Linked DNA regions of Homo sapiens: region 1 is linked to region 2. A link is an interaction called in ENCODE POLR2A ChIA-PET data of the cell type or tissue named here. Cell type or tissue: OCI-LY7. All regions are shown on one strand. Each heading gives the region's core, and the rest is flanking DNA. Links, peaks and the distances in the headings are about the cores only.

The links. ChIA-PET counts read pairs that join two places held together with the same protein. Peaks named below come from ENCODE experiments on the same cell type or tissue, not always from the same donor. Only the 100,000 strongest peaks of a DNase experiment are listed, where the experiment ranks them.
Region 1: POLR2A ChIA-PET joins it to region 2 with 8 read pairs; 2 of 35 experiments call an interaction of 5 or more read pairs at or near these places.

Annotation. Positions count from the first base shown.
Region 1 is chr6:98,852,229-98,857,730 of GRCh38, forward strand. No RefSeq gene overlaps it. Among named protein-coding and RNA genes, the nearest start is that of POU3F2, 20 kb to the left of the region's middle. In OCI-LY7, for the core only: no CTCF peak of the experiment used is centred there; no DNase peak of the experiment used is centred there.
Region 2 is chr6:99,091,539-99,097,040 of GRCh38, forward strand. No RefSeq gene overlaps it. Among named protein-coding and RNA genes, the nearest start is that of MIR548AI, 30 kb to the right of the region's middle. In OCI-LY7, for the core only: no CTCF peak of the experiment used is centred there; DNase peaks (open chromatin) are centred at 673, 2,613 and 2,913; H3K4me3 peaks cover 1,137 bases; H3K27ac peaks cover 3,025 bases.

The DNA.
Region 1 (5,502 bases), core at 389-5,388, 240 kb before region 2:
GGTGACTAAGTTACAGAGATCTATTGTTTATCATGATGAATACAGTTAATAACAATGTATTGTATTCTTGAAAATTTCTAATAGATTAGATCTTAAATATACTCACCTCAATAAACAACTATATGAAGTGATGGAATATATATATTTATATTTTATTTTATTTTTATTTATTTTTGAGATGGAGTCTCACTCTGTCGCCCAGGCTGGAGTGCAGTGGCGCGATCTCAGCTCACTACAAGCTCGGCCTCCTGGGTTCACGCCATTCTCCTGCCTCAGCCTCCTGAGTAGCTGGGACTACAGGCGCCCACTACCACGCCTGGCTAATTTTTTTTTGTATTTTTAGTAGATAGGGGTTTCACCGTGTTAGCAAAGATGGTCTCAATCTCCTGACCTCGTGATACGCCCACCTTGGCCTCCCGATGGATGATATATTAGCTTGATGTAATCATATCATAAAATATACATATATCAAAATGTTATATACCATAAATGTACACAGTTTTTATTTGTTAATTATACCTTAATAAAGCTAGGGGAAAAATAAAAACAGAGCATGAACTGACTTCCACATAATTTCTCTTCTTCTTCTCTGTGCTATAGATAGTCAACCTAAGTTAGTTCTATTTTCCACTTCTTATTTAAAATAAAGCTAACCAGAGGTCATTAATTTCTTTTTCTTGGAAGCTCCCTACATAGCATTCATATTTTAAAAAAAAAAACTTTTCACCTGAAAATGTTAGTTAGAAATTAAAATTTTTGGTCAGGCACAGTGGCTCACGCCTGTAATCCCAGCACTTTGGGAGGCCGAGATGGGCGGATCACGAGGTCAGGAGATCGAGACCATCCTGGCTAACACGGTGAAACCCCATCTCTACTTAAAATACAAAAAATTAGCTGGGCGTGGTGGCGGGCGCCTGTAGTCCCAGCTACTTGGGAGGTTGAGGCAGGAGAATGGCGTGAATCCGAGAGGCGGAGCTTGCAGTGAGCAGAGATTGCGCCACTGCACTCCAGCCTGGGCGACAGAGCGAGACTCCATCTCAAAAAAAAAAAAAAAAAAAAAATTAAAATTTTTAGGCTACTGGGAAAAAACCAAGAAATTATTTTATGTAACATTTGTCAGAATAAAATTTTGCTCTAATTTGTTAAGGGAATTAAAGTTTTCGGAGTCATTTTGCTAGCATTTTTTCAGATGTAGACAAACTACTCCCACATATACCCCCTGTATATTTCACAAAATGTACCATAACCTCTCAGATGCAACTAAGTGGACTAGAGAGGCTATTGGCTCTGAGTTAGAAGGTGCATGTATGGAGTGGGAAAACTTGCAGGATGCCCTGCCTCTCTGCTGTTATTAGCATGGTCTCTCAAATCGGAAAGAAAAGGAAAAAGCTATTATGAAATGGTACCGCATGGGAGGCTAAATTTTCAGAATTATCTCTATAGTGAGGCAACATTTTAGAAACCAATAAAAAAGTTTATTTCTGAAAAAGCTTCATGTAGCATAGATCTGATGGCATCTTAATTAGATGATAAATATAAAATATAAAATTCTCTTTATAATTTTGCAGTATTTTCCATAGAAAGATATAAAGAAAAATTTAACAATTACCTGCACACCTATCACACAGTTTAAGAAATAAAGTATTGCCAACATGTTACTTCCCCTGAGTTACAGCTGCTTGATCACCTTTTCCTCTCTTCTTCACCCGAGGTATCCACCATGCTGAATTTGGTGTTTACCATTTCTATGAATGTCTTTATATTTTTACACACATATTTGTATTCTTGAGAGTTTTTGTTTTAAAACTATATAAATTATGTAAAACTTTTGAATAAATCACACTTCATAGAACATTTAAAAATATCTCAAATGCAAAAGACAAGCATCTTGCATATACTGCTGCACTTTTCAGACTTACATAATGCAATACTTTGGTTTAAAGGCCTGTATGGCCCTTCCAAACCATTTATGTTTTCAAAAAATTGAAACACTACAGAGAAAAGTAAAAGACAGAATGGATAGTGATAACAATATTTATGTTTTGCCTTTTTGAATAAGAGCAAGGCCTACATGTTTTACAGATTATCAGCTCAATTGTGTATATAAGAAAAAGAAAAATATCCCAGCATATGTGTGACTTATAAATAACTGCATGTTCTAATAGTTTCCACTTCAGAAATATTTACTTCTGAATGAAAAACATTATTTTTCATTTTGAATACTTTTATGAGTATCAAGTGATTCAGGAAGAATTCTGCTGTATGCATCAAAAGGAGTTTTTCTCCAATTATAAATAAAAATAAGTGTGGTACCTTGTTTCCAAAGATGGTTACAATAGCCTCCATCCTGCACACTTTCTACAGTGGGATTTTGCCACATCTCTCATAAAGTGGTAAAGTTATTCCCACCATCACCAACCCTACCTAAGCTGGGCTGATTCTTGTTTTGATTAATAAAATGCAGTTTTAGAAATGACCCTGGATGGCTTGCAAAGCTACGTTTTAAGAGATCTTGTAACTTCTATTTTTGCAGTCTTGGAAGTGCTGAGAGAAGACAGAAACGAGGTACTCAGCAAACAACCCAGCTAACCCTAATCCCAGCCAATCAGCTAGCTGATTGAAGCCCCAAGTGAGCTCAGGTACATGATATGTGCCAACACAACACAAACACATACACACTTCCAGAGAACAGAAGAATTGCCCAAACAGTCCACAGAATCATGAGAAATAAGCATTATTGCTTCAAGACATACATTTTGAAGGGTCACAATGCAGCAATAAATAACTGAAAGAGTGATATGAGAATGGGTTTGTTGTAAGTTTAGCATACTTTCACTGTGAGGTCAAGTTATAGGAAAATTTTCACAAAGAAAAAAAATCTTACCTGTTCTGCATCATAGTAAAACTCAACATTTAAAGGTTCTTGAGGTGCCATTCCTGCCCAACTTACAATCCTCTGAGGTATGTCAAATGTGAGTGAAGGACTTTACACTAGATACAATTTTCAACTAACCAGTCCAAATGATACTGCTTGACACTTATTTCTAAGTGTGTGGGGAACCGTGAACTACTCAAATATCAATCTTACTTGTAATTGCCATGAGGAATTTATAATCCAAGTCCATAAATTCATACCAACTTCTAGAAGAACAGAAGCAGGTGAATATTAGGTGCAAGCTGACTCAATTTAAATTCTTAGTTGGAAAAGAACTCAAACCTAGGAGGGGTAATATAAGAAAATGATTCTGCAGTGTTTATTAATGTGAGAAAATGATATTTAGCAGGAATAAGTAGGATGATAGCAGGAAGAAGTAGGAAGAAGTAGGATGTGGGGAACACCTGGAAATGACAAAGGGATATTGTCCTTTTTAAGAAATGGGTAGGAGAAAGAGTTGCTTATAAGAATATATTTTTTAAAAATAGTAGTGTATGACTATTAGGACTCTTTCATTTGCAAACAACCGAAACTAAATAGGCTTAACAAACGAAAAACTCAAGCAAAGAAGATTTATTAGATCATGCAACTTCTGCAGTGGCTCTATCCATGAGGACAAATTAGATTATAGGACTGAGTCTGGCTCTCTTCCTTTCCTGGCATGCGAACTCATTCTGTTGTCTAGAAAGCTTGGTAGTATGCTAGGCATCTATTTGGTACTACCAGAAGTCCCAGCCACCCAAGGCCCAGAAAACTTTTTGAGTTTGTGTGTGTGCACACGCGCATGCAAGCACGTGGGCGTGGAGTGTGGAAGTGGGGAGGTGCTTTGATTGCCTAGTTTCCACATCATATATCAATCTTTAAAACCAAGGAAATAGCCCCACCCAAACCACATGTCCTGAGAGTCTGAGAGGGGTGTTTTTCCAAAGAAAGGATGGAGGTTCAAGAAACGTTAAAAGGTGACTGAATAGGAAAAAAAAAGGAATTAAGAATCATGTGCATGATAATTAACGTACTTTTAATATGATAATGCTTATATTTTAAACATCTCTAGGCTAAGACATAAAAGTAAAGGAACTTTTTCCTTTCTGTCTTAGCAACTTATTGGTTGTACCAATTCGTAGGTGAGTTACAAAAGTGAAGATTTTTAGTAGTCTCTTAACCTACAGTTTTCCTATTTCTTTCTATATAGGTTAATAGATCTTTTGAGAAAACTGCTCTTAAAATATTAAAATATTTCATCTTAAAAATGTTATTTGAAATTCCACAACATTCTTAATGAAAAAAATATTATCTGCATCATTACATTAAATGGCTTCTGGAATACATTACCACTAATGATGCTAATAGAGTTAGTCCAGATGCAAACTATAAAAACATCCATTATCTTTTGTCCTTGAAGGAACTTCAAAAATTGCTTTTTTTTCTTATAAGAAGCCTACGAATGCTATACATAATTTCTTGCATTTTGTTTTGTAAACTGTTCTACAGAGCCTCAATATCTCACAAGTTTCTGAGATTATTTTCAAAACATATTTCATAATTTTGTAATTTTTTCTGTAGCCCAGGATCATATATAATTGATTTAATGAATGTAGTAGCAAGATATTTAATGTAATTTTTATTTTGCTTCCTAGCTTGTATTCAGCTTACATATATTAGGTAGTGCTGAATGCATCAAAAACATTTTATAAAAAAAGAAACTAAATTACCATTATTGGTAATAAATGAAAGTTCAAAGTAGATTTGTGTATCAGTGTTATGTTAGCTTACAGAGTTTTTTAAAATGCAGTGATAAAATATTTAACTTAAATATTCTTAAGCAAAAGTCCTACAAAAATGGTGTTTATTATAAAGATTAAGTAGACGTTTATAAGGCAGGCAAGAGCATGGAAATAGAAAAGTCTACACACTTAACACCCAATGAATGACTAGATCTCTCAGATAAAGTGTATATAATGCAAACTTCTGTTAGCTCTGAGTCATGGCCTTTAGTACCTGTAAAGTGTTTTGAATCCAGTTAATAAAATATCTTTCTTTTCCTGTATATAATTTGTAGGTCACTAGCATTTTTGGCTTTATTGGGAAGAATATTAGTTATTCAGAACCAATAGAATGTGTACACACAGAGAAAGAGATTTATTATAGGAATTGGCTCCTGTGATTATGAAGGCTGGCAAGTACAAAATCTTTAGGGAAGGCTGGTGGGCTGGAGACCCAGGAGAGCTGATGCTCTGAAGTTCCAGTCTGAAGGCCAGCAGTTTGGAGAGCCAGCATCCCAATTTGCATGTGAAGGCAGTCTGTGGTAGAACCAGGAAGAGTCAAAAGTCTCAGTGAAGTCCAAAGGCAGGCTGATGGAGAAATTCTGTCTTGCATTAGGGAGGGCAGTCTTTTTGCTCTCTGCAGGCCTTCAAATGATTAAATGAGGCCCACCCACATTACGGAGGGCAATCTGCTTTACACAAAGTCCACCAATTTAAATGTTACTCTCATCCAAAATACCCTCACAGAAACACCCAGAATAATGTTTGACTAATTATCTGGGCATCCTATGGTCCAGCCAAGTT
Region 2 (5,502 bases), core at 345-5,344:
AGGCTGCTAACACTAATCTGAGTCTTACTATGTGCCAGTCTCTGTACTAAGCACTTTATATGAATTATCCCGTTCCATCCTCATAACACCCCATTGTGAAGATGAGGATCTGGAGACACAGAGAGGTAAAGTCATTTTGCCTAAGGCCATACAATTGCAGAACTGAGCTCCAGGCCTAGGTAGTTAATCATGCCACTGTGCTCCTACACATGGTTTCCAAATAGCACCCCCTTAATCTCCCCTCTGTATAGGGGACAGTCAATCTCCATATGCCTTTGCAGAGCTTGGCTCTGGTTCAAGATTTAGCCCTTATGTCTTCCTGCTGACACCTCATTTATTACTCTTTGTGTTCAGATAGTCTGAAGTCTCCCACAATCCCACCATTGGATATCCAGAGATTCTTTGCACAGTGCTAACTTCCTGCTGTAAATGTGAAAAGACAGAAATAATAATTTAGGACCCCTGCAAAAAGAAGAACAAGACAGTTCTATGGAGCATGTCGATCGAGGTGAGAAACTGGGCACATTGGGCCCACACGAAGCCCATGAGATCATAGTGTCCTTTAAGGCCTTTGGGGGAATGAAAATAAGCCTCCTCATTCTGAAGAAATGAAACCCCATGGTGAAGGGATGTCTGCTTCACTTGACTCAGCAGTCCCCCTTTCGACCACAGACCATTGACTCTGGCAGGCTTCAGATGAAACTTCCTCCAGCCTGCCTCATCAAAGGGAAGCCTGCTACTGTGCAGGGAGGCTTTGAGGCTTGAAGAGGAGAAAGAATATAAAGTGAGGAACTGATGGGTCTCAAAGGACATCTCTCCCAACAAAAAGCAAAAGAACACGAGTATAAAAGACCCATGATTTCTCTAAGAGTACGTAAAAAATACAGGTTGCTAGTTTGTCATATCGTAAATGTTTTCCCCCCTGACTCTGAAGCCATCATGAGCTGAACCAAGTCTGAATTAAAAGAGGCTTCAAAGGAAGCTTAACAGTTGGTCACAAGGGGTAAATTTCCCTCTACTGCAAAAGGGAAGGCTCCCCGGAGGGTGCTAAGTGGTAGGGTCCCTTCAGTAGCTTAACACAGTCGAAAATCATAACTCTTCACAGGCCAGAGCTGGACGCCACCACCACCTTCACCAACTTGCTCAAAGTCGCAGTAAAACAAGAATGCAAACCCACAGCTGTCATCTCTGATGACGGATTTACTGACTTCGGATGGCCGCTTCTCTTTTTAATATTTCCTCTTCCAGCCAGCATGTGAATGACAGAGACACACACCACTGAGGTTCAGAAAACTCTTCCCACAACTGCTGAGCTTCTGAATAAAGAGTCACCTTCTCTGAGAGTGGGACACCTTTGAACAGCGCACATTTGCAAACAAGGCAGGAGGAGAATATTTGGGCTCCTCCGAGGGTTACTCATGTCCCAGCTGCCTATCTGCCCAGGAGCACTTCCATGAGGATTAGTTTCAATCCCCCAAAAAGGAAGAGGAATGTCCACACTGTTACCATTAACTAGGACTTTTGACTGCCATCAGGGAAATTGTATGTGTCTATTTAGTAAGCATTTTAATAGTGCTATGTGCCAAGCAGTGTTCTAAATGCCTTATGACTATAAATTCACTTCGTCATACTAGCAAGACATTATACCAACAAGGAAACTGAGACATAGGTATGTTTAGTGACTTTCCCTAAGTCACATGGATGGTAAGTGGCAAAGCCATGTACCCGACCCAGCTCTGGCTCCAGAGTCCAAGCTCTTTATCACCCTGAGACTCTATTGATTCTCTGGTTCCTATGCAAACAAAATTCATGTCCCCCCTATTACATAAGCTCTTCCTCTAGTTATGATATGCCCAGCAGGGCTCATGAGTTATGAATGCTTCAAGGTACTATTCTACAAAGTGGCTCAAGATGACTGAGGGAAAGGAGGAAGAAAAGGAAGCGGAGGACCACTGCGATTACACTGTTGGCAGTTAACTGGAGGCTTTGTTTCCTTTCCTATTTTTCCAGTTGCCATCAGGAAATGAGGGAGCTTCTGATTCATCTGCTGCTTGGGGTGAGACCTGTTACATCCTTTGTTTGCAGGCACCCCTGGCTCTTTTATGTCCCCACTGGTTTGCTACTTGGTCTCCGTACTTCTGAAATGTCCCTGGATGCTGTTTCATTATGTAGAGTCAGGCAAAAGACAGACGGATGTGTGTGTGAGGCGGCGATGAAGCTGGCACCAGGTCTGCTGTGTCTGTGGTCGTTTATTACCGCTGCCAGAAGAGGAGAAATCTGATCCTGGCAGATGCAGCCTGCTGTGAATCAATATTTTACAGGTAGTATACTTTGAAGAGATGACATCAAGACAGAATCAAAAGAGAAGAGGGGGCGAGAGAGAGAGAGAAAGAAAAGGCGCAAGTAGGAGCAGCGAATTCATCTTGACATCCTTTGACAGTCCTTCCCACAAGGAGTGAGGGGAACAAGCCCCAGCAAGGCGAGCTGACAGTGACGTGGGGGAGGACAAACTCCTGACAAAAGCCATTACTCCCCACTTGCCTTCACCACACACACATTGTCACAAAAGGGGAAACACAGCTGCCATGCCCTTCAGACCAAAGAAAGCCTATTCTTAGGTGCAGGCTGAGAAAACACCATAGACACAACAGGAAACAGACCTTTGCTTCCCCGGCTCACCAACTGGGAAACTGAGAGAGCACTAAGAGGAGACATGAATGCACACTTCAGTGCCTGGCTTGATCTGTGCTTTCCAGAAGTCCCTGAAGGAGGCATTCCAGAGCTTCCATCTGGGGGAGAAAAGGATACTGTGGGTGAGAGGAGGGTGCCAGGGCTTTCTGGATCCTAGTGAACTGAGCACTGAGTACGGGAGAGCTCTCCCTGGTTGTCTTCCTTCCAGCACACCTGCAGGCAGTGAACCCTGACAGATGCCCAGACAAAGCTGGGAGGGCTGCAGTGCTGCCAAAGATACAAAGGAGCTGCATTTATAAGTGGCCTAGAATAGTGCGAGTGTGGCTTCTAAAGGGATGAGAATTAATGAAACATCAATCAAGCTTCTCCTCTGGACAAGGCACTTTCCCAACATTAGGAAAAGACATGGGGAATGTGAGAAAGACATAGAAACTAATAACCTCTAAACCTTGCCTTCAAAAGGGAATGAAGACACACACATACATCTGCTCAAAGACAAGGTAGTCTGATGAGTGCCCAAGACATTTATCAACCAGGCACTATAGGGGTTCAAAAAAGACAGAAGTTTCTGATAGCCTAGAATGGTAGCATTTTAAGATCTGAAAGAAACCTTGGCTTAGGGATGAAGAAAGCTGACTCTAGGTTTGACATCTGAGCCAGGACTAGAAAGATGGCTTGGATCAAGGTCTGGCAAGATGGGCTGGAATTCAACAGGAAAATGGGCAAAGAGGCATCCCAGACAGAGGAAATTATTTAAGTCAGCATTTCCCAGATTGTGTCCTAAAGAACAGAGGGCAAGCAAGAGGGCTATTATATGAAATTGTCTTTTGAAAAATAAGTGTTGGAATTCCCAACTTACCTGGAGATTTAAACAAATTAATGTAGGGTTAAAATTTTTAGTGAAAGAAAGCTTTTGGGAAAAAAAAAAAGGTAACCAATAGCAAATGCATACAGCAGCTAGAGAGAACTTCTTAAAAGGCAAATCTGATCATTCCACACCCCTGCTTAAAACCTTTCCATGGTTTTCCACTGCCCGTAGAATTAAGTCCCACATTCTTAAGCTAGTTGCCTTGTACCCTCTCTACCATTTTTAACTTGTCCCTTTCCTCTGTGATTCAGACACTAGCTTTTCTTCTAGGCAAGAAAAGCCTGACTCTCATTCTTTCAAATATCCTAGGCCTTTCTGTGTAATTCCTAAAACTGTTTTGGGATTCAACCTAATCAGACTCCTGAGTAGGGCTAAAATCCCTTATTGTGTGCTCCAGTGACCCTTGCCTTCCCTCCATGGTCTCTCATGCAGTTAGGACCTAGCACAGAGCCCCACATGCAGAGAGCTCAATAACACAGGGCAGAAGGTGAGCCTTAAAGCATCTACTAGAACCAGATCATGGAGGGCCCTGAATTCTCAGGGAGGAGACTAGCTAGCATTAGTAGACAACGTGGGATATTGAGGATCTGAGGGAGGGAAGATGCGCTTGAAGCTGTGTTGTAAGCTGATTTGGCAGGGATGCAAGGTGGCACAGAGCACAGAGAGGCTGTTGAGGAGAAGCCACATGAGGAGAACATTGCAGGAGCCTAGCTAGAGGTAATAAGTCTGGTCTAGCTGGTTGCTAAGGAATATGAATGGAAATGAGAGCCTGGCAGAGAGTGAGTCTATGGAAATAGGCTCTATAGGACTTCCCAAAAGATGGCACATAGAAGAGGAAAGGAGGTAGAGCTGACCCTAGGTTTTGAGCCTAGATGACTGGAAAAATGGTGATCCTGCTCACAGAATGGCAGTCAGGAGGAGGAGTTGGGGGTGAGAGGAAGGAGCTGGGAGAGGAAGATGAAAGGGGTTCATTTTAGATAGGTTGACTTTAACTTTCAGGGGCTAGAGAGACATCTAGGTGAATTTGATTCTCCCTAGAATCCCATTACTCAAGCCTAGGAGCTGATCAGAATCAGCTGTTTCCCCTCCTCACATCCTACAGTATGACAGTGTGAATGGGAGTGAAAAATGAAACTGGATCCCTATCTCTCACCATATACAAAACTGCCTCCTGCTATTGTCTCCCTCCTAATCATTTTTCAACCTGGTCCTTTCCTCTCCTCTGCACCACCTGACTGCTGCCTTTATGTGAGCTCTATCCGCCTCTCATCTGAATTCCATATGCGCTGCTCCTCTCCCTGCCGACCTTTCCCCTAGCTTCCCACTCTCACCATCCTACGCTCAAGACAAATTACTGTTCCCAAATTAGCTCACTTCCAACCGTACTATTCCCTGGTGAATGTGGATTAGAAGGTGGGAGGAAGATGAAAAAATCATCTAAGAGAACCAATAATCTTAGAGCGAGGACATTTTAAGAAAAAAAGAGGTGGCCAACAGTGAAATATCATGAAACATTGGGAAGATAAGATGTAGAATAAAGCCACAGCTCCACAATGAGGTGTCCTAGTCATTTGCAATGGATCCATCTCTGCAGATTGCCCAGCTAACCTGAGATTGAGAAATGCAAGGCTGGGAGGAGGGAAGGTCTAGGGCAGGGCTTCTCAAGCTATCTGTGAGGAAGAGTCAGCTCTCCATCCTAATCAATTGCAGACTAATATCCTTAAAATACAACAACAGCAAATTATTTTTTAAATATCCCATGCTTTACTGATATAAAAGTAGACACACAGACCAATGGAACATAATAGAGAACCCAGAAATAAAGCAAAATACTTAAAACAAACTGATCTTTGACAAAACAGACAAAAACATATTCTGGGGAGATGACAGCCTATTCACTAAAAGATACTGGGAAAATTGGATAGTCATATGTAGAATGAACC